3 separate regions of the Mus musculus genome follow, and regions 2 and 3 are each linked to region 1. Evidence: chromatin loops called from intact Hi-C (ENCODE). Cell type or tissue: left cerebral cortex. All regions are shown on one strand.

Region 1 (8,000 bases):
CATTGGGATACAGTGAAAGCAGGGTTCAGAAGAAAACATACAGTATCAAATATAAATTTTAGGAAATAAAATGTGTTTTTGTCATTTATTGTAGTCTTACATGCATTATAAATTCTACATTACCTTATTGTTTTGTTTAAATGATGATATTTTTAAGAGGCTTAAAATATCAGTTTCTTGAAAAATACTAACTACCAAAGTTTACACAAAACACTGATCAATTAAATAGTCATATATCCATTAAAATATCACATTCATTGTCAATAACTCTCCTTTAAATGAAGGGGTTGTATAGAGATGGTTTCACTAGTGAATTCTACCAAACCCCCAAGGAAGAAATCATGCCATGCCTTTGTAGTGACTTCTGGAAGATATTAATAGAAAAACAGCTATCAATTCTGAACTGCCTCTATGAAGTACTTAAGACCTCAACATCAAACACTCTTTTTTTATATTAAAATAATATTTTATTAAATAAAATAACCTATAATTGCAAATGTAGAACAAGTCGTTTTAAGATTAATGGTCATTATTTCTTTTTTTTCTTTTTTTTTTATTAGGTATTTTCCTCGTTTACATTTCCAATGCTATCCCAAAAGTCCCCCATACCCACCCCCCCAATCCCCTACCCACCCACTCCCCCTTTTTGGCCCTGGCGTTCCCCTGTACTGGGGCAAATAAAGTTTGCAAGTCCAAAGGGCCTCTCTTTCCAGTGATGGCTGACTAGGCCATTTTTTGATACATATGCAGCTAGAGACAAGAGCTCCGGGCTACTGGTTAGTTCATATTGTTGTTCCACATATAGGGTTGCAGTTCCCTTTAGCTCCTTGGGTACTTTCTCTAGCTCCTCCATTGGAGGCCCTGTGATCCATCCAATAGCTGACTGTGAGCATCCACTTCTGTGTTTGCTAGGCCCTGGCATAGTCTCACAAGAGACAGCTATATCTGGGTCCTTACAGCAAACACTCTTAAGGCATCATAAGAAAGGAAAACTATACTAATATCGCCTCTAAGCATAAGTATTAAAAAAAAACACACCAGAAACAGAATTCAACAAGATACAAAAATCATCCTATGGGGCTGAGGAGACAGCTCGCCAGACAAGCCAGAGAGACTAAGTTCATAATGTTCAGGTAAGCTCGAAATCTGAGTCTTGGTATAGTCATAAATATCCTTTGCAACATACCGGATATATGACTGTAATCCATCATTCAACAGGTTGAGGAGCAAAAGTCAGAGATGATCGAATCAACCCAGAAAAGCATTGGCAAAATACAACATCTATTTATAATGTTAAACTCTCAGAAAACAGGGATAATAGAAACTTTTCCAACCCAAATTTTAAAAGTCTAGAGAAATCTAGGCCTGGCATCATATTTGCTGATGAGAATTGAGAGGCTTCATCTCAGAATCTGAAATAAAGCGCTCATGTCTCCACATCCTTTCTACTCATTTTGTGCTGAAGCAGGTGGCTAAAGCTGTAACACAAGAATGTTAAACAAAATTAGACATAATTAGAAAGAAGAATAGAGCTGCCTTTGAAGACTGCATGGCTGTATAAAAAATGCTAAAATGTGCAAAAACATCCATAGCTAATAAATATAGTAAGTCACAGGATATAAAATTAATGTACAATGTCAATTTCTGCTCTACATATCAACAAAGGAACAACTGCAAGTGAAATTAAGAAAACAATTATTATTTGCATCAGGACTAACAAACCTATAGGCATCTGTGTAATAAAATAATGTATTAAAGTCTGTGTGAGGAAAACTAGAAAATTGTTAAGTAAATCAAAGAAGGACAAGAGCATGAAAGAGTAAATCATGCATATTCACAAATAGGCATAGTTAAGTCTGTGAGCATATCTGCTCTTTCCAACTTGCCCTACAGGGTCAATACAATCACACTCAAAACCTTCCTACAGGGTCAATACAATCACACTCAAAACCTTCCTGGTTTCTTCTGTAAATGATGACACTGCATCTACGACTGACATGGGAAGGCAATGTCACAGATTCCATTGTTTACAGTGAGATCACGGGTGAAGCCCACTGGAGAAGTGCAGAGACAGAAGTCTGGCTGCAGGACTTCATGGCCTACTGCAACACTGTAACAATCCCAATGGCACAGTCTTGGTACAAGAACAGGCAAGTTAAGTTTGTGGGAGATTGGACTCTCTTTTCTCTTTTTAAATTAACGAATCTTAACTAGATGAGAAGGATGGGGAAGGAAGACAGGATAGGGTGGGAAAGAGGAGGGGAAGTAAGAGGAAGAGGAGGGGACATGGGGGAGAGGAGGAGGTGAAGAGAAGAAAAGGAATGGTGAGAAATAGGAGGAAGAAGAGTAGGGAGGGGGAGGAGGAGCAATAATTTTTCACAAAATTTAGCTCAAAATAGATGTTGAGTGTAAACTGTGGACAGCTGAAAGACCGCAGGTGACATCCCGTTTTGTAGTAAGTTTTAGAATTAACACCAAAGCACGCTTTATTTAAACAAGATTAGTTTTCCCCGCCCCTCCCTGAGAGACTATTGATAATTAATGGTGCCTGGGGAGAGGAGAGCCTTTTCCTTCCACACGAAGTCCATGCTTCAGTAGCCTGGCTCCAGTAAATAATCTCCCTCCCGTGCTCCTGAAGCCACACTAATTAAACTCAATTAGTCCCACACAGAAAAGGCATGAGAAGGGGGCAGGGCTTGCAGAGAAGAAGGGCTTCAGGCGAAGGAAGGGTGATGGTAGGAGGGAACTGGGGGCGGGGGTTTCAAATCTATATTTATTATGTGTGAGTTGATAAAGTATTTTTTTATTGAAAATACCCATAGAACTCTTAAATCCAATAATCCAATAAGAGCTCAATAACAAGAGAGCATAACGTTTTGCTAATTAAAATAAGAAAAAGAGAGCTGGGAATTCATCACAGCTGGCAGAGTGCTTCCATGTCTAGCATACATGAAGCCCAGATGTATAAACAAGGCAAGCGACACACACCCCATAATCCCTGCACCTAGGACTTGGAGCCCAGGAGATACGAAGTTCAAGCTTATCTTGGGGCTTATCTTATTTTCCAGGCAGGGTCTCATGTATTTCAGGGTGGCAGGTTTGAGGTCAGCCTAGGATAGAGGAGACCCTGTGTGTCGAATAATATAAAGTAAATTTGACAGACACTTCTCCCAAATAATATACTGACAGAAAATAACCACAAATAGTGCAGAGTGTTGTTGTCATTAAGTAATTGGAAGTTAAGACAGTAACATAAATAAATAAATAAATAAATAAATAAATAACAGACAAGCTCAAATGCAGACACGGTTGAATAGCAGGAAAAATGATTGTGGTTTGTTGATGGGAATGGAGAGTATGGAAGCCACCTTAGAAGATAGCTTAGTGAATTAGATAAAACACTAAACATAGCCTTGCTAGGATATATCAGTTGTACCCTTAGGCATTTACCAAAAATAGTTGAAAACTTACGTGTGACAATGTGCTGACACATTTATAGCAGCTTTATTTATATGAGCTGAGGTTAGGAGGCAAGCAAGATTCTCTTCCATAGCTGGGTGAATAATCTGTAACGTAGCTATGCAGTTGGCTATTATTCAAGGGTTTAAAAGAAACACGCTCTCTAGCCACGATAAGACAGGGAGAAAACTTAATAGCATTTGCTCAGCCAAAGAAGTCAGTGTGAAAAGCCTGCATACTGTATTATTCCAATTCTATTACAGTCCACAAAAGACAAAGCTGCAGAGACAGTGAAAGGATGGCGGAGGGAAGGAGGGGAGTGATTAAGAGTGGATCCCATGATGTTGGAGTACTGGGAACTATTCTATACAATTGTACCGTGATGTTATGTATGCAGTTTTTTAGCATTTGTCCAAAATAATCATAGAATTGTATAATGCAAAGAAAGACCTTGCTATAATCTAAGGGCTTTAGTTTATAATGATGTACAATGATTTCGGCAACCATCACAATACGTGCCCTTGTGCAAGACGGTAGTAACAGAGAAATCCATTTGTGGTAGGCTATATGGGTACCTGGAACTCTTTCTCTCTGCTTGACTCCCCCAAAAGTTCAAAACTATACTAACAGGGGGAATTTGGTTGATTTTTCTGCCAGTTTCTGGTTGCCCAGGTGAAACAGCCATTCTTTCCCACAGCAGATGCTGCTGAGAAGAAAGGCTAGAGCTGCCTGGGAATGTAACCTCCCTTCCCACTCCACTAGCATGTGTTCCCAGGAGGTTCCTTTGTGTTGTGATCATCTTTTCAACCTAGTGATAAAGAGCTGCAGCCGCCATCCCTTCTGCTTGGTGCTCAGGGTCCACCCGATGGAGCCCCAGCCAGCTCTGCATTTCTGGAGTCTCTGTTCTCCCTCTTGGTGAGCTTGTGAACATCACTAGAGAGCAGCACTAGAGAAGTGTCAGTATTTACCTCCAAGACTGTTGTGAGGTTTAAGTACGCCAATCCCCAATCCCCAGTCTTCAATAAATATGAGCTGTTATGCTGTTATTGTTTAGACACCCTCACACAACACTTACATCAAATGGAAGAAAGACAAAAGATTCCAGCTCAAATCACTTCTGGACTGTCAAAATGCTTAAAAGAAACAGGAAGGTAGGATGCTTGGAAGCCTCTGCCCAGAGGTAGATGAGTGGAGGGAAATACATGTCAAAATGGTTTGAAATCTCCTCTGCCCTTTATCTGGGTGTCCAATGGAGCTCACACCAAATCCCTTTAATAATCCCCTTCTGTGAACTTCACCCTAACCTTGTGGCCTCCCTCTGGACAGGAACCTGTGTTGAAGCATGAACACTGTCCCCAAGTGCACCACCCCCTCTGGCTAGAGCCTTCCTCGTCTTAAACCGGAACCCAGAAGGGTCAGAGAACCCAGCATGTTGCTTCTTCTTTCATTCCCTCTACTATTTATATTTCACTCCACATGCCTGGAGCCCATCACAGGGAAAGGAACATGTTCAGAAAATAAACAGCACCGCCGCCCGATGCTGTGCTTGCTAGAAGCTGTTAGTATAATCTTGTTTCTTCACTTTGGGGAGCTTAAAGCACAGAAATTGCTTTCCCTCAAGTCTTAATATCAAAGGACGCAAAGGGATTCAAAGACAGTTTACAGCACCACAATCCACTGTACAGATGAGTTGCTATGTATTTTCTTGACACCCCTCACCCTCATGTTTGAAACTTGTACTTCTTTGTCCTAAGAGCATCTTCAGGCATCAAGGCATACTGGCCTTGCTTAATTCCCTCCTCTCTCTAATCCCAAGAGGCTGTCTGCAGAAGCTCTGGTATTTCCATGGCATCTCCCTGAAAGGACAGAGTTAGCACTCTGATTCTTCTTGCTATTGTGACAAAAATCCTGGGTAAACCCGGCTTTCTCTGTTGAATTTGAAACTCACATACTAGACACCATCCCCTCTCTAGATTATAGTTTTTAAAAGAGAAGAATTAAAAAAAAAAGAATCTGCTCAAATTGACATTTCCATCTCCCTTACTTATCTGAGAGTGGCAGGCTGTAATTTGCCAACAGGCTCATATTCAAACACATGGGATAGTGCTGACATCATGTGGTTTTTCTCCCTTTTCCAGCCCCAGCATCCTACCCAGGTGGACTTGCTTAGGTCAGTAGATGATGTGAAGGAAAAGAGAGAGAGAGAGAGAGAGAGAGAGAGAGAGAGAGAGAGAGAGAGAGAGAGAGACTATAGAACAATAGTTCTTCATGATCTATGAAGGATCCCCAAGATCCTTTCGTGAGTCAGTTGTGAAGATGTTCCTAGGTCTATCAGGTAGAATAGGATCAGACACTGGATACTACCTACACAGGGGAAGGAAATCCAGGTTTTCTTTTCGTTTTACATCTATTCCAGTGCAGACATATGGCTCCCTTGATGCTGTGAATGAATGAACTTTGAAGAGGAAAACCTGACTCAGCTTCTGGCTCCATAGATTGGTAGCTATCCATCAAGGGTGAGCAAGGAAATCACCGGGAAAACAGTCTCCTGCATCTGGATGAGTTCCCATCTGCTTTTGGTGGTGCTACACCCTCTGCCAGTGGCACATTCTTTCTGTCCGGTTAGGAGCTCCCTTGAGCTGCTGTTCAGTTGCTGACTTGTGTGCTGAAGGGCCATGCTTTCTAAGTTCTTCCCCACCATCACTCCTGTTGCTTTGTCCCTTGATGCTTCTTCAATATCACCCCCCCCCACCCCCCCACCCCCGCACTAGCATTCAATTTCCTTCTTGCTGGGTTGTAGCCCTTGGAGGTTCTTTAATTTGCTGAGAGTAAATGTGGTAGTAAATTACTTCAGTTTTTGCATAATTTTAATATAACTTATAACTTAATAACTTATTTTGTCAAGTTTGCTGTAAGCTCACAGTCAGCAGGAATCTGTCCTCTCAGGAGTCTACCACAGGCCCAGGTTTTGAGAGAGATTCCTAACATCTGCTTTGGGGGTTGAAGTAAGAGAATTCTTCACTCTCCCAGCAGGTTGACAGCTCAGAGTCTATTCTGTGTGGGAAGTGAGAAAAAACTCAGATTAATCAGCTATGACTCATGTAAGTCCAAGGCAAAAAATTTTACTCAGATATCTTTAATGACCCCTCTTGTCAACACTCAGGGAAATGTGTTAAGAGTTAGATCACCAGACTGCAGTACCACAGCAGGATGTTGAGACTCTGAGGGATGGGTCTAGTGGAAAGAAATGAGGTCACTGGAGATAATACTGGAAACTTCCTCCTCCTCCTCCTCCTCCTCCTCCTCCTCTGTCCCCTTTGCTTCCCAACTTCCTTGAGTTAAACAACAATCCCTACTACGATGTTCTGTCTGCCCACAGGCCCAAAGAAATAGACCCACGTGACCGCAGGTTGAAGCTCATGGACCCACGGAGCACAGTAATCTTCCCCCTCTATAAGCTGTTTACCCCTGGTACTTTGCCACCATCGAAAGGATAGAAAGCAGACTGACCAAGTTATGAGAGAAGAGGGCTCAGATCTAGCATCTTTTTCCTAGCTCTATAATTTATTCAGGCACCCCTGTCATTGCTCCTCCTTGCTATCCTTAGAGGCCATATTCCCGATAGTAGCTTTTCTGTGAGAGAATTAGAGTCCCAGCCCCAGATGGTCTGATCTCTGCTCAGCCCGGGGAGTCACTATTGTCCCTAGATTTCCCAAGGCGCATCCTTTCTTGCTTGAGCCTCAGAATGGCTTTTATTTAATTGAAATGATTTTATCTACTCATCCTGTGCTTGAGAGCAGAGAGAGGTTTTGGCATGTGGTTTTATTTCAGGCATCTGTTCCTAATTCCTGCAGTGTTCTATAGGTTTCTGTGGTGCTTTGCTGCTCTGGGGCCCATGTCAGCTAGTCAACCACAGCCATCAGTGGACTGATGCCCTCAGCATCCAGGGTCCTACCAGCTTCAGCATCACACCTGAAGCACATGGATGTTACGTAATCAGAAGTCCAAGACATCCTGCGCATGGCCCAGCTGGGGAATCAGAATCTGTGGTCAGCTTCTCAGGGACAGAGTTGAGCTCTGAACCTTCATGGGTCAATTCTGGAATTTGGAGAAGCTGCTCAGAAGTGGAAGAAAGAACAAGACAAGGGGGCTACACCCAACACGAGTGGGTGTCCTGTACCTGTGCTTACCAGGGCTCTCATGCATCACATGTCTGTGGGAGCGTACTGTTCCTCTTGTGAAAAGTGAGTGTGCAAAGGTGATCCTTCCTCTGCATCTCGGCAACATTGGAGCTGGGCTTGGCCAGCCAGCTTTCTGTGACTACCTGAGCTATTAACCATATAGAGATGAAAGATTTAGTTTGATTTACAAGTTGAGTTCAGTCTAAGGCCAAGTGCTCTTGTCAATTACTGGCTCTTGATGAGGCAGCACAACATGGCAAGAGCAGCTAGCAAAGAGGGTGCTCAGTGTTTGGCTAGGAAGGGAAAGGAGAGAGAGGGAGAGGGAGAGGGAGGGGGAGCGGAGGGGAGGGGGAGGGGAGG
Region 2 (8,000 bases), 120 kb after region 1:
TCAAAGGAATGTTTATTTATAAAAGACACTACAAAGAATATGTCAAAAACCTCATTAAAAGATGTATGTGTATGCATGCATGTGCATGCTTGCATGCATGCATGTGTGTGCATGTGTGTGGTGTATATATTCATTATGTGTGTGCCTGCATGTGTGTATGTGTGATGTGTGTGTGTCTGAGTGCTAGCATGTTACAGTGTGTGTTTGTGTGTGTGTTTGTGATGTATATGTGTGTATGGTATGTGTGCACATGTATGCATATGTTTGGCATTGTGCATATGTGAAGTGTGTGTATGTGCGTGCGCACACGTGTTATACATCCATGTACTCAGAGGTCAGAGAGCTTAGGGTCTCTTTTAGCACTTCATCATTCTATTGTATTAAGGTGGGATGAGGTCTAGGCTGGCAGCCAGCAAGCCCTAGGAATCCCCCGACTCTGTCCCCAGTACAGACAAATACACACGCACCCCTCTTTGTTACATGAGTGCTATGGATTTGAAATCAGGTCTTCATCCATCTGTGGCATGTGCTCTCACCCATGGATCTATATTGCCAGCCCCACTGTGACTTCGGTGTTTTCTTGCTGGCTTTAGCATTCTCAAAGTCTGCTGGGAGAGGCAGTGTTTGGCTTACACCTGTTATCCTCTTTCTCCATAGCTTATTTTGAAGGCCCCAGTGATAAGTTACACATTTCCTTCTGTTCACATTCTATGAGAGACATGAAAAAAGTATGGCTCCTTGTCCTGCAGAGGCGTTCTGAGCAACACATGTTCCTGCATCCTGAAGGGGGTGACAAGTGTTACTGCGTGGTATCATCTCTTCATGTTTATATTAGCATTTCCCAAAGGTTACTTTGACCCATTATTTTTCCTTCATTAAACAATTACTTCCTAAGTAGTTGGCACCGTCTCCACAATGCTCAAGAGCACCAAAGTGAGCAGAAAAGCAAAACAAACATTTCTGGTGACTAGGTTCTTCTGAGCATTCTACTTGCAAAACTAGTCTGTTTGTTTATAAGTGTAATAGCTCATATTTACTAAGATTGAATTGCGCACTAGACCATTTGTTTGGTGGGTACCATGGATTATTTCATACTCCCCAATTTTACTTTTACTGTGTATATGCTACAGCAAACAGGCTGCTCACAGAGCTGGGCTTACAGTCGGGCTTTAATGTTTGAACCCAGATGCTCCAGCCATGGCTTAAGGTTCTGATAAATCAATTGGCTGCTGTGAAGTTTCTTTGTGTTGTCCTTCTCCCACCCTCTCCTCCTGCTCTCTCCTCTTTTCTCTTGGATAGATGCTGTAAAGCTCACTCTCCACAGCCAAGGCTTAGAATTCAGAGATGTTTTGTTCCTAAATCACTAATGTAATAACCAGGTTTTAAGCACTCATGAGAAACCTAGAACACTGTCTATTCTCATATGTAACAGTCTTAGTGGGAGAGTATGAAGATGTATTGACTTACAAGAGTGCAAGAGTGTGCAATTAAAATCTTTTTTTTTTTTTTTAAGATCCATCATCATGGCATGGGTGTGCTTATCAAGATAGACAATATCGACACCTGCTGGTATGTAATGAAATCGCATCCCACCTCTGCAGGCCATCACAATGGCCTTGGCCAGAACTCCTTAATACATGATCTCAGAGTGACAAAAACGAGACACACTGTCTCAGGTCTTTCAACTCAACTTTTCCTTGTTGTAAGCAACTCCTAACTCCGAAACAATAATTTATTTTATCTGTAGAAGTGTTTGCCTCCATATGTTTGTATGTGTACCATGTGCATGTCTCATGCCCAGGGAGGCCAGAAGAGGGTGACATATCCTCAAGAACTGGAGTTAGATGTGATTGTGGGCCTCCACGTATACGCTGGGAACCAAGCTCAGGTCCTCTGAATGAGTAACGAGGGGCTCTTAACCATACCGAGCATCTCTTGAGGTCCCCACTTTAGCAATGACCTCATTTCGTTTATGTTTGCCCTTTTCCTAGTCTGAACCTATCAGCACCTCTCTGGGTACTTTCAAAGCATTCTTGTCACCTCATCACAAGTCAGTTGCCTGGGTTTCTTGGGCTCTACCTAGATAGAAATCGTGGGTAGCTGAGGGGAAACCATTCAAATGGCTCTCTGGTGCCTTCCTTTCCCTCAGAGTTACAGCACCTGTAGACAGAAGTAAGCAGCAACTGGCAGCACTCCCTATTGCCAAAGTACCTAAGCAGTCCTCGGGAAGCAGGCCCTTAGTCATATACAAGTTACATTCCTCACGCAGACCATGGGTACCAGAGCCCTAGTCCTTGGCAATGGCCAGTACTACAGCTCTCAGCCTGGGACTAAACCTCTTGGCCTCAATACCTTACAGCTCTCTGGTTCTCTTCCGGTGGCCAGAACCTACAGGTTTATTCTCTGGGTCCCTATAGGCCTCTACCCTCCTGTAGTCATTTCTTTCTCTACTTCTCATCCCTTCTTCCTCTCCTGGTAACCACTGAGTAGTAATCCAGCTGTTTGCTTCAGCCAGTTAACCAGCTTCTCACTGCTGGCCTAACCTCTCTCTATTGTCTCTATTGTCTCTCTATTGTCTCTGATTGCACTCCTGAAAAGCAGGCAAGAAACAACTACTCCTGAAGATATTTTTATTGGGCTTAATGTTCTAGCAACAGAGGAAGAGTCTTCTAGCTGAAAATCTGAGTGAACATAACAACTACTTTTAATTGTCAACTTGACACAACCCAGAATGACCCAGCAAAATAGTATCAATGAAACATTATCTAGATTGGGTTGATCTGCAGCCATGTCTATGGTGGACTGTCTTAAATCGATGAGGAAATGTCCAGCCCATTGTGGGTGGCATAATTCCCTACCAATGGGGGTTGTCAAACTGTGCAACTGTGGGGAAAAAGTGATGAACATAGGAGGCAGACAAGTAAGCATGCACACGTTCATTTTCTCTGCTCATGACTATGGATGTGATGTGACTACCTGCTTGAAGTTCCTGCTTTGACTTCCCCACAGTGACGGACTGTGATTTGCAATTGCACACTGAAATAAACCACCCTCTCCTCTTAGTTGATTTTTGTTGGGATACCTTATCACAGAGACAGAGATGAAACTAGGACAGTACGCCTAAGAATCCTGATTCTATGACAAGGAGGAGGGGTATCTTGACTAACCACAGCCATTTGTTTTGATCAATCATAGCCATTTGTTTGGACTACTGTCTTACTTTGTTTTCTCTTGCTGTGATAAACACGGCAAAAAAGCAGCTTGCATAAGAAAGAATTTACTAAGACTTAAAATGTATGGTCCATCACGAAGAGAGGTTGGGGCAGGAACTCAAGGCAGGAACCCAGAGGCAGGAACTGAAGCAGAGGCCATGGAGTGCTGCTTACTGGCTTGCTCCCTAAGACTTGCTCAGCCTAGTTTTTGATATAACCCAGAGTCACCTGCCCAGCAGTGGCACTCTATTCAGTTGAATAGACCCTCCCACATCAACCATTAATCAGAAAAATGTCCTACAGAACTATGTACAGGCCAATTTGACAGAGACATTTCCTAACTTGAAATTCCTTCTTCTCAGATGAGAAGTTTGTGTCAAATTGACAAAACAACAACAACAAGAACTAACTAACAGACCAACCACATCTTAACCTTTTAGCTTCAGTCATGGTGTCTGACATTTATACTAGGGACTAGTCCCAGCCTAGTTTTCCAGCCCCAATCTCAGCAACCCCTTTAATGGGGATAGTGCGCCCCCTGTGGCCAAAGTAGAAATAATTCTAGAACCATCTAGATTTCTTAGAGGCTTCTTCTAATGGAGAAGAGGCTGCTGAAAACTGTCTTCAGGAGCCAGGGTGTTAAGCCACAATCTTTGTTTAATCTTATATTATCCACAAAGTGACCGCAATGGCTGCTGCTGGCAGGGAGTGCTTCAGCTGATCATGGAACTGAGAGTTCCTTCGCTTGGAGTGAGGAGGAGAGCCAACTTCCCCACCCCTAACAGCTTTGCTTATTTGCTAAAAGGAAGCAGTAATCCTTGTAGTATGCACTGAAGGAACACTAAGAACACCAAGAAAAAATTAAACAGATTTTTGTAGTTTAAACTTTTTAAACCCCAATTTTTATAACATTTTCTATAAATGTTTTAACCTCTCTTTTAGCCCATTCCCCAACAGAAGTAGAAAGTAAACGTTATTAGGATACAGGGAAGTAGATCTGTTTAGAAATGGGTCTTTGGAGCAACTCCCACCTGCGTTGTCCGCAGTTCAGATCACAGCACTTAGCAACAGCAGCTTGATCCATTCACAAAGACTTTATGAATATATCGGCAGTCCAGTTTAGTGGTGTTGGGATAGTAAACACGAATCAGTAGTAGTGGCATTACCTAGCAGAAACAGCCAGGCCTCAGCTAAATTGGCATGAGTCAGCAGGAGCGATTAGGTCAGAAGTTCGTCGACATGCCTCTCTTAACAAAGTGAAGATCAGGGAAAACTCCAGACCAAGAAGCATTGTAAAGCGAGCTATGCAATCCCCTGTCATTGTCTGTTGAGTTCTATTTATACTCCCGCCAAACATCATGTGTCCTCCATGGGTCTTGCCTCAGCATGTGAGTCTGTCTTAGCAAAACCTCATGTGCGTCTTTATTAGCTGCCGTCACTTTGCCAATTGGCCTGAGTCTACGGCACCAAGAAGCCACCAGACCACCATTAGAAGGGTTTCAGTGCCTTTCTCTCTATGGAGTCACAACAAACAGAGCTCAGCTACACGATGGGAGGCAAGCCAATATACATGTGTATTGTTAGTGAAGAATCCTTTATTGCGCATCCTTTTATGCGTGTGGGTTTTTTTGTTGTTGTTTTAGCAAATCATCTTTTTACCTGTGTCTGCTTCAGGAAAACACTCCTTCATGTGTTTGCCCCAGCAAATCATCATCCAACACGACTGACTTTCCAAAGAAACCAGAAGTTCTCACTTTAGATTTTAACTGTGCTAATGCCCAACTGGTGCTCACGAGGAGGGTCCCTTCCCTAATCTGCTCACTCTAATCTGTTTCTGGTCTGGATCTGACAGAAGGGAGTTTGGATCAGGGCCTCATATGGTTTGGACCCAGTGAATGAAGATGTGGCTGGTAATAGGCTGTCAAAGAGGGAAGAGCAGCAGGCAGCCTTCCTGGCATCTGTGAATGTGACATGCTTAATGTTTTCAGGTGGCTTTTCAGTCAATACTCACAACATTTTTTTTAATAACTAGCAATTATTACTGGTTATTTAACAGATAAAATGATCTAGTAAAAAATTTTCCACCTCCAATTTCAAGTCTTGGGTTCATGGAGCTTAAATAATTTGCTTATGAGCTAAGAGTCTATGTCTTCTTGGCTGTCCCGCCTCTGCAGAGAATTAGATTGTATAATAGATATGTACCTGTGCCGTCTTACTTGGTAATCAACCTTATTATTTTGGCTTCATTTACAGATGAGGAAAGCAAGACTTCTGCAGAGTTATGCAGCTAGGGAGATCCTGAAAGCAAAATCTTTTATTTCACCATATCCCATGCTCATTAGGAAAACCACTTAAGTCATGCTGTTCCACCTACCAGCTTTCAAACCAAGGACAAGGTCAGCTGATCACAGTATAATCATTTACCACATCATTGGAAATGTGTGTGTGTGTGTGTGTGTGTGTGTGTGTGTGGTGTGTGTGTATAAGTGTGCCGCGGTTGGGGAGGTCATGACAGTGCTCTTCTTAGAAGATAACTGATCAAGTGGGATTATTCATGATGTACGGATGGCAGGTACTATGTGATGTGTTATCAGAAAATGACTGCACCCTGCCTTGTTCCGAAGAAAATAAAGACATTCCATGGAAACTTTCTATATGGACTATCTGTTCTACAGGACTGTTCCCTTCTTTCTCTCATGTTTCCCAGAAGCCTGAGTTGGCAGCACAAAAGCTGTGTGTCAGGCATTGGATGCCACAGAGAGCTACCGTCTTCCCATCACAGAGCCAGAGTCTGTCTGCCATGTGAACTTCTGGAGTCTTCCACTTTTCTTTAGCTGCCAGAATCAGGCTCCAGGCTCCATTAGTCTGGTCCATACTTTAGCATTTCTATTTTGGGTTAGCAGGCAGCTGCCTGGGAGAAGGAGACAGAGAAGCATGGGTATTCTAGGAGGTAAGCTGACCTCCAAGGGCTCCTCAAAGTTTCTCCAGCAAAGAAAAATCATGAACACAGAATAGAGTCTGTCCCTGAAGTGGCAGAGCTGGGAAACACTTCCAGCATCATGTTTTTTAACCCTCTGCTTTGACCAGGATCTCTAGGGAGAGTAAAGGAAATCCCAAGATAAAGGGGGCTCTGGCCTGGGAACTGAAACATCTCCACCTTCACGTGCTTGTGCCTGTCCTGCACATTTCTGAGAACTACTTGCCTGTGCTTCTGGCACTGCCCTCACCTCAATAGGTCTTGTAAATCCCAAATACTTCTTCCAGTTGAGTCTTCATAAGCCATCCATCCATCTGTCCATTGCTCTCACATTAAGTATCAATTACCAAAATAAACTGATGCTATCCAAGACTGGCCTTAAAGAGCATCAGTCACATGGGCCCAATGTAGACCCACGCCTCAGGGGAGCAAGGTGGAAGAAAGAAACTAAAGGTTGTTAGGGAGTTCGGAACCCCTCAGAAAGCAGCAGGTATGTGAAACAGGCCTTGGGGGAACTTGTACAGGTGGGCCAAATGCAAAGAAAAATGGGTGTTTTTTAATTCAGGTTCTGAACAGTTCAGTAAATGTCACTTTGGGTTCACCCACGGAAGACAATTATTCTATCTCTGTCTCTAAGAAAGATTTCCAAGTATCTCATTATGGATGATATACAAGTTCTAGTCATGCATTGGCTGTCGAAGTCATGTGGGTCTGGTACACTGATTCTTGGTTATCTTCAATAGAGAGGAGACTCAAGCCAATAAATATCTCAGGAAAGTAGATACCTAGACCCAGATAAGTGAATGAATAATCATGCTTATAAATGCTTAGCTGCTGTGTTGGTGTGTCTCAGGAGAGGTGTTGGCTGCCACTGGGACACCTGGACAGGGACATCTGCACAAGAATGAGACCATAAGTGAGGAAACAATAAAACATAAATACCACCAATCACACCATTTTAGCACCCAGATGCATCACTGCCTGAAGTCATGTCTGGCTTATACTTTCCAACTACATGCATCAATTGGCTTCCCTTTCTGTTCAAAGCAGCTTGGGACAGTTTTAGCTGTCCACCACCTGAAAACTGCATGTTGACTCTTAAAATTATGTCTTTATTTTTGATGCTGGGGACCCAGGGTGTAGAAAGTTGTTTGAGAAAAAATTCAGCCTTGTCAGGATAATACAGGTTTCTCTTTAGGACATTCTAACCTATAGCCCTGGCTCTCTGTGTCTAGAGCTTTCTCCACCTACGGCTTTATACAGCCTCCTTTTAAAAATAACTTCCATCTGCTCGCCTGCCTGCAGCTCCTGCTCCTGCTTCTATTTCTGCATCGTGAGCTTCCCTGCACCAACCCCCACACCCCTGGCAATGACTAAGCTTTAGCAATAAACCCCTCAGCACAGTCTCTCTATCCAACTTTTGCTCTCCAGGTTCCATGGCAGTCTTCCCTTAGCTCAGTATGTGATCCATCAAAGACCTTAGCCACATTTCTGGTCTCACCTATGAATAGTAGGAATGGCATAAACAATTTCTTGACATCCTGAAGATAGATGGCTAATAGAGAAGATGTCAACCCATCTGTGCTCTTTAGAGATTATCCCCATCGTAATGGTTTAGGAAAGGAAGCTGGGCCAAGTTGATTGTAGGTAACAGGGATTCGTAAATTCTTGGCTCCAATAAAGCCAGTAGTCACTGCCAATTTATTAGGGGTTGTACATCATGCTAAGCATCTCTTCAGGTCTGGGTTTATTTCTGACCACCACTTGTTAGGTGTGTTGCTTATTCCTCTCATTGTTGTGACCAAATAACC
Region 3 (8,000 bases), 540 kb before region 1:
GCCCATCTTCCAGGTGCTTCTAGAGTCTGTTAAGTTGGCAATTAAGACTAACTGTCACAAACACATACTATGTGTGACTTGTGGTATAGTGTATAGAGTTGAATGTGTAGGTAGAGAAACTAGGAGAGAGGAGGGACTGTGTCAGGAGGTGAGCCACCAAAGGCTTTGTTACCATCAGCAGGGGTTTGTTTATTATTATTTTAAATAGATTTTATTTACATTTTTCATGCGATGTATTTTGATCATGTTTTCCCCCCTCTTCCAACTCCTCTGAGATCCTCCCTCCCTGCTGCATTTTATATGCCCTGCTCTCCTCAGCAGCTGAGTGGCAGGTATATTGGATCCACTATATTATCCTTTCATATGTAAAATTCATAATCATCCATTAATTTTTTAACAAAGCTTTTTTCCCCCCTCCAGAGCAACATTTTCCCCCTATCTTTGTTTGAACATCAAAACTCCCCATGCTTGCTAAGCGTCACCTGCCAGAGGGACAGCTGGGCAAACATTACCTTACAGTATGAATCAGTCCAATTCTCTGTACAAGCTAGAGGACAGCTGGGGTGTTCTAACCCACTTTGGTATTTGTGGATTCTCTATATATTTGAAGCCTCATCTCTCACATTTTATCCTGAAAATAACTCTGTGAGAGAGTGTGGTATTACTACTCCTCGGTAACTGATGGATAAAATCAAATTGTCTACCATATTTTTGAGCACCATACTCGGAGTCCCCATCAGTGAGAAGAATCTTGTACCCACGTCAGTGATCCTACAGTGGTCCCATGTGACAGCTGAGGGGAGCTGAGGAAGAGAGACATTAAAGACCTTGTTTATATCCATGGTTCTAATGTGTAGGGAAGACAGCAGTCAAAAGAAGAAAGAGAGCTGGTGCGTTGTGGTCCAGGATGTAGACCCAGAATCGCTTCCCCATGAAGTCTTCAAAGGGAAAGAGAATAGCATGCTCTCTCATACAAAAATAGTAGGTGTCCCTCTGAAGGGACAGTGGGTCCCAGGTCTCCAAAAGTATTACCAAAGGAAGTTCCCTTTAGCTTTTGTTGTTTTTTGGCCCTCTGCTCATGTGCTCAGTGCACTTGTGTGCTGGAATCACATAAAGATGGATTATGTGGCCAGGCAGTCTGTGTCATCAGCAAGCAGACAGGAGGTTCATATCCCTAAGCAGACAGCCACATTATACAAGCAAAGAAGGAAATGAATACATCGCTGCTGCCTGGCGTCCCCCAATGGGTAATTAAAACGACGCCACTGCTGTCTTCACTACATTCAAAAGTGTTTTAATTTGTATTTAGCCAGAGGCTTTCTAGCAACAGGAACATTTGTACAAATCTAACAAATAATTATAAATAAATAAAGTCTATGCTTCTGCTATTTGGGGGAACGTTTCCTTCAGGTAACACATTTATAAATCCACCTGTTTGACAATATGGAGTTAAAATAACAGTAGACTTTGAACTGGCTGTTTAAACGACAGTTGAAACAGTGTGTTTGTCAGCATAGAAATGAAAAAGAGCATCACTCAGGAGGTGATCCAGGCCCAGAGGTGCCATGGACGGTAAATGCTAAATTACACTAGACCCGGAATATAGCCAGGTATAACCAATGTAGGGGGAATTCAGATTAAAGAAGCCCCTACCATTTATAACTAAGGAGACGTGGAGACTCTAGGTGTCTCTAATGTGTTAGACAGCTGTGCTGATTGGTTTGTTTTTTTTTTTTTTCAACTTGACACAAACTAGAGACATTTGGAAAGAGGGAATCATAGTTGAGAAAATGCCCCCACCACATTGGACTGTGGGCAGATCTATGGGACATTTTCTTGATTGATGTGTCAGGGCTCAGCTCACTGTGGGAGGTGTCCTCCTGGAAGAGATGGTCTTGGATGCTATAAGAAAGCAGACTGAGCAAACCATGAAGGGAAAGCCAGTAAGCAGAACTCCTTCATGAGTTCTGCATCAATTCCTGCCTCCAGCTTCCTCCCTGGTCGAGTTCCTGTCCTGACTAACAACAGGTTTGGAGTATGCCATGGATCAAGTAGGTTTTGGTCAGGGTGTTTTAGTATAGCAATGGTTGGCCTACCTAGGACAACAGCTGTTCATCATCATCATCAATTGAGGAAGTGAAAGAATGAGGGATTCCTTATAGAAGCTAATGGCTAGTGCTCACTTTCTGGCTTAGGACTCTTCTTTCCCTAACTCTTCTCAAGTGTTTTCCATTCAGGCCATCATGGGAGGTTTCTTCACTCTGTAGTTTGGGGGAGTTTTTGAATGGCACTTGATATCTGGTTTTCTTCTTAGCTGACTTCATTTAGGGAAGGCAAAAATATTTTATTTTCACAGTATTGTTGGGTCACAAAAGCTCACTGGATCCCTTTCCTCTCCCGTCATGTTCAGATGACACACCAGTGCAAACCCCACATGTGAGCCTGTGCCTGGCATTTGTTGCTCTCTTATTTAGATCAAGACACCAGGAAGGCATTCCAAGCTGGTGTTACGGACTTAGATGGAAATTATTTCTTTACTATTTTTTTTAAAATTAAGAATTTTTCATAGAATACATTTTGGTCATATTTTTTCTCTTCTACAGCTCCTCACAGGTCCTTCACACCTCCTTAACACCCGACTTCACATTCTCTCTCTCTCTCTCTCTCTCTCTCTCTCTCTCTCTCTCTCTCTCTCTCTCTCTCTCCCTCTGTGTGTCTGTCTGTCTGTCTCTCTTAAAAGAAAACCAAACCCACCCCAAACAAACAAATAAACAAATAAACAAACAAGAAAAATACAAATAAAAACCAACAAGGCAAAACCTAAACAAAAATCCTGACTCTCCTGCATCCAGGCTTAGGGCCTGCCCTGGCATGTGTTTGATCTTGGATTTAAATGGTTGTTGCTGAGAGAATATGAGAAAAGAAATAATTGGTTCCACACATCAGACAGTGCTGAAGACCTCTTAGGATATGATAGGATCTTGTTCTTTAAAAGACCTAGAAGTATTTATAATTTCCTCTTCTCCTTAAAACATATTTTTCAGCCAGGCATGCTGGCACACTTTTTTTTTAATCCCAGAATTTGTAAAGCTGTGGGAGGAGGGTCCTACATTTCTCATCAGCCTGGGCTCCATCAACAACGTGAAGTTGCCTGGATGACAAAGTAATAACCTGTCTTAAAAAGTACAGTTTATGTTATCCCATAAGTATCATGAATATTTGCAGGGTAAACGTGATAGTTAAATGTATATGCACAAAATTGTTAGTGTTCCTAATTTATCAAATTATATGTATCTGATTCTTTACTCTGTATCCCACAAATATTTATTATTAAGATAATTAGTAAAAATAAACTTGTCATATTAGTAGACATAAAATAGAGAGAAATGAGCAGAGGGAGATCTTTCTCATATAATATATGTTAAATTTATAAAAGTCCATTGTCAGTAGGATGGGGAAGGGCTTCATGCCTTCCTGGACCTATCTGAGATGCTATGTGACTTTTAACTACAGGCTCCCTGTGTAGCAGAACCCCTGTAGGAGGGTCCTGATTTGCCTCTCTGATCCAATGGAGTCCTCTTGAACTTGACCTCCTTTATTACAATGTATATCAGGGTGGGAAGGAACAGGACTCTGGAGCCAGGTAATCTGAGTTACCATCAATTCTGCAGCTCCTCTCTGTGTTTTGTCTCCACACTAAATGATGGTGCTAATGGAGGAATAACTTTGAATGGTGGTTATCAACTATGTTACCATCACTGTTTACCTACATCCAGTTTGCTAAAAGCTGCCTTAGCTCAGTGGAATGCATTTCTTATCTGATGTAGCCTAGTCTTCCCAGAAGTCGTACTTATCTGCCCTGATTTATATTCTCTCTCCCTCTCCCGCCCTCCCTCCTTCCCCCTCTCTCTCTCCATCCCTCCTTCCATCTTTCCCTTGCCCCTTCTTTCCTTTCCTCCTTCCTTACCTCCCTCCCTCCCTTTCCCCTTCTTACTCAGCATTTACTATGCACCTGGCATTTGTCAGACAGATGTAGCTGACTCTAACAGAAGGGAAGGATAATAGTTTTCAGCTCTCAGGATCCACAGCCTAAAGACAGAGCGGAGGGAATGTTTGATTGTGATTCATCTTCGCAGCCCATTTTCCATCTTCATTATTGATACAATATCCTCAGCATGCAGTTTTATCCACAGTCTTTGGACAAGCCTCACATGTCCTCAGTTGACTACTTAGAAGCTGTGGTGGCCCCACTGGTTCCTACTTCTTTTTTTAGAACACCAATACCTGTTCATCCTTCCATAGTTCCCATGGATCCTCCCTTTCTTGGGCATGATTCTAGCTTTCCATTTTTTTCCAGGGTATCTGGAGAAGTCTAACTCAGCGAGGTTATTCTTCAGCATGTATCATTGGGTGCCTTATTGCTTGCCCAAGAAGAGGGTCAAACCCCTTAGGGGATTCTTTTTGTTTTAATCCCAGGGAAGAGTGGGTGTTGCCACTAAAGAATTCTGTTTCGTGGATTTGCTGTCCCAACCACTAGGTGTCACTATTCTACATAAATAAAACAGGAAAGACTTGGCCTTGGCACTGTGAAATTAAGTCTTTGGTTGGGGGATCTAGCAGGTTGAGGAACCCACTCATTCTGAAGTGTCAGGTAACAGCAAGCACTGTGCTCTCAAGCCTAGCTAGAGTGCAGGAATAGCCTGCATTAAAAGGCTCTGAAGTCCAACTATCAGACATGTAAATCCAGCTTCTGTCTATATCTGCATTGGTATTGATCCTTTTAAATAGTCTTTAAAGATTAACCTCTCAGAACAGACCTAATGTACTATAGAATGCAGGGAACAGATCACTTCATTATTAATATAGCTGTTTGGGAAGAAATATCTGATAGGATCAGGGCATCACATAAAACCTCACAAAAGAAAACCTCTTCCCTTTCTACAGGTGACCCTCTGTCTGGCAGAGAAATCATACATTGCCACTCAGAGGCAAATAATGAGATTGTTACTCTATTCTCTCCCCATTTTTTTAAAAAAAGAATTTTTGAATAGTTGTATCCGTTTAGGAGAATCTGCTGTGCTTCCTCAGCTAGGCATGAGGACAGATTAACAGGCAAAGGCAAGCGACCCTGCACCCTCTGGCAGCCAGCAGTTTCAGTAAGTCGGTGAGCTCTGTCCTTCTACCTCTGTTACAAAGAAGCAGTTTCTGAAGCATGGCGCTGCGTTCCAGTGTTTATACAAATTCAGGGGCCTTGCTGACCAGCATATACAGCCCTGCAGTGTTTACTGTGTGATAAAGTGTTAAATGGGAGTCTAGTCAACCACACGAGGGTCTGGATAGGCTGTCCTGCCTTTGACATGCTCCTTCTGGGGGAACATCTAATTTTCTAGGCAAGGGTATGGCCACAAAAGCCAGAAAGCATCTACTTTGATGGAATTGCACTGGACTCTTTTAAGGCGGATTCAATCCCCTACATAAAGACCAACACTAATGGTTTTAAAGCAGAAAGTACAGGCAGAGATGAGACTGTCTGATTAACAGTTCCACCATACAGCATCTCTGTGCTGTGACCCCACGGTGGGTTCAGATTGATCCGCTGAGTAACACTATGCACACTGATCAATGCAAACCTACACATTATTTTCAGTTCTTTTCTCTTACAACATGGCAGGGCATCTTTGACCATCTGCTCATGCCTGATAGCACACTGGTACGTAACAGAGACTGTAGAGGTCAGGTGCCTGCCTCCCTTCCTTTAAATTCCTCTGACACAAATGTCCTGAAAAGGGTTTTTGAGAAACCAGTTGTTACACATATCTGGCAGAAAGCTTTGGTTATTGCTGTAGAAATTTCAGTGGGCTCAAGATTCTCTCTGACTATTTCAAAAAGAGGCCAGTTGTAATCCACACAGTGTGGACCTGTGGAATCAGGCTAGAATCTTGACAGTTTGTAGGATTTTTGTTTTGTTTTGTTTTTGTTTTGTTTGTTTTTAAAGCAATAACAAATAGATTGTTGGTCACTATGTAACTTCCTAGCAGCCTAGGGTTCTCATGTTATCAGGTTCTATCATATGATAATGGTAAAAATAATGTAATATCAGTTTTTTTTTGGAATAGAAAAAAAGTTTTTTTCCATAAAGGGCATTTTGAAATGGGTCATTAACTCATTTTATTAGTACATTAATGCTTTGAGTGCTGTAAAGAAATAATGTATCAACCTACTAGGGCTACCATTGATGCAATAAAGAGTAGCACCCAGTGTAAACTGTCACTCATCTCCCCAGCTTGGCTTAAATAAATAACACGAAACCTTTGTGGTTGCGAGCTGCACCCAAATATTTGTACATGGTTGAATTTGTGCCGGATTCAGTTCATGAGCCATTTGTGGTCAAGTAGGATTTGAGTGGGGGGTGGGGTGGGGAGCAGCAATCATAATTAGCCAAATAAACTTTGTATTTAATTCTCATAATGTTTAATCCTTCAGCCAAATTCCAAACTAGGGTCAATGTCATATAGCCTCTTGTGTTCCAAGCAGGGTCTAAATCATCATCTAGTCTATGAGTTTCCTATGTAGGTGGAATAATATAGATTAAGACATGCATCAGTGGGTGGCGTGGGGAATATTTATTCAATATGCTTGTCCTGTTCTTATAAGCAAAAATGTGGTCCTCAATTCAGAGCTGTGACGAAGGGGACAGGATTACTGGTGGGTAAGCATCCTAAAGACATTCTGATGAAGGCTAGTAATCAGTACAAATTGTAACAGCCGTAGAAGGCGTTGCTCTGCAGATGGCTTTATTCTTGAGCACTCAGAACCATCTGGCACTTTGGGGCTGAGCCCAGCTCCACCGCGGCAAGAACCCATATTTGCTCTGCATTGGCACAGACTCCAGAGTCAATGGCTCCTTGACATTTTGGACTCTCCGTCATATGGCAAGTCCAGCTGCAGAGCCTGCTCTTTCCACCGTGCAGGGAAGTGGCTCAGATGAGGTTGCCTTTTGTTGAAGAAAAGGTCACCTCAGGGAGTCTGGAAGCCTTGGCTTAGATTTGTAAATTACACAAGGCACTGTGGACCATTTCTGGTAGATTTAGCGAAGTACTTGCAGTATTGAGGAATATAAGCATTTTACACGCAAAGATCTGAGCTTATGTTAATATATTGGGCAATTACTGATACGTTCAAACAGCAGAGGCTTTCTTCAATCTGCTTCTTTTTTTTTTTTTAACTTATAATAAGCCTTAATCAACACTAGAGCTGGGCAGATATCTACCCTCTAAGCTATTAGAATCTATAACCCCAAATTATAATTCACCATGTTCCATCTGGGCCGCTCTTAACTTCAATTGGCCAGTTCTCATGGCTATGCTTTACGATTTTCCTCTAACCCATGGCATCTTCCTTCTTGCCTTCTCTTTCTCCTCATGATTCTCCTCAGTACTCAAGCCAGGGAACCTCAAACCCTGCCTATCTCAATTCTGCTCAGCTATAGGCTGTAGGCATCTTTATTCCCGAATCAGGGATAACTGGGGGGGGGGGGGGTGGCAAGGTCACATAGTGTCACTTGGGTCTATGTGCAGATTCTCTAGTCCTTGGGAGCAATCAGGTCTTAGGGGCCAATATTTTACAATATAGCAAAAGACCAAACTTCAACCCAGACTCATACAACTTAAAGCTCTTACCCCCGTGCCAAGCTTTATTAGGTCCATTCCACATCATCACAGCCCAGACTTAGCAGGGGAAGTTCCAGGGCCATCAACACTGCTCTTCATATCTCTTATCTTATAATATCTTGTATAGATTTAGACTATCTGAAGGATCACACTATACTGTGCTTTTTTTTTTCTTTCTACTGAAAGACTGTGATATTTCTGAAGTAAGCAAACTGTGTGTTCACTTTTCTTCCTAGAATCCAGGACTTGAGGTAGATATCTTAGGTATTCAGTAGATTAACTGATTAATCCTGATGCTTTCTTTGGGTTTGTGCATCATAAGAAAGCCAA

The links. Hi-C counts contacts between places; a loop is a spot of excess contacts. Peaks named below come from ENCODE experiments on the same cell type or tissue, not always from the same donor. Only the 100,000 strongest peaks of a DNase experiment are listed, where the experiment ranks them.
Region 2: a loop joins it to region 1, with 2.6 times the contacts of the local background. A loop is called at or near these places in 4 of 42 quality-filtered maps.
Region 3: it touches region 1 in a loop (2.6-fold over the local background); 2 of 42 quality-filtered maps call a loop at or near these places.

Annotation. Positions count from the first base shown.
Region 1 is chr7:124,664,751-124,672,750 of GRCm38, forward strand. The region is part of intron 1 of 3100003L05Rik (RIKEN cDNA 3100003L05 gene); the gene reads right to left. Among named protein-coding and RNA genes, the nearest start is that of 3100003L05Rik, 40 kb to the right of the region's middle. In left cerebral cortex, no CTCF peak of the experiment used is centred here; DNase peaks (open chromatin) are centred at 4,987, 5,610, 5,931, 6,491 and 2 more places; H3K27ac peaks cover 1,532 bases.
Region 2 is chr7:124,781,448-124,789,447 of GRCm38, forward strand. No RefSeq gene overlaps it. Among named protein-coding and RNA genes, the nearest start is that of 3100003L05Rik, 77 kb to the left of the region's middle. In left cerebral cortex, CTCF peaks have their summits at 1,574 (motif pointing left) and 3,748; DNase peaks (open chromatin) are centred at 1,576, 7,208 and 7,518; H3K27ac peaks cover 1,277 bases.
Region 3 is chr7:124,124,642-124,132,641 of GRCm38, forward strand. All of the region lies in intron 1 of Hs3st4 (heparan sulfate (glucosamine) 3-O-sulfotransferase 4), which reads left to right. Among named protein-coding and RNA genes, the nearest start is that of Gm25759, 18 kb to the right of the region's middle. In left cerebral cortex, a CTCF peak has its summit at 4,531 (motif pointing right); DNase peaks (open chromatin) are centred at 549, 4,535 and 6,864.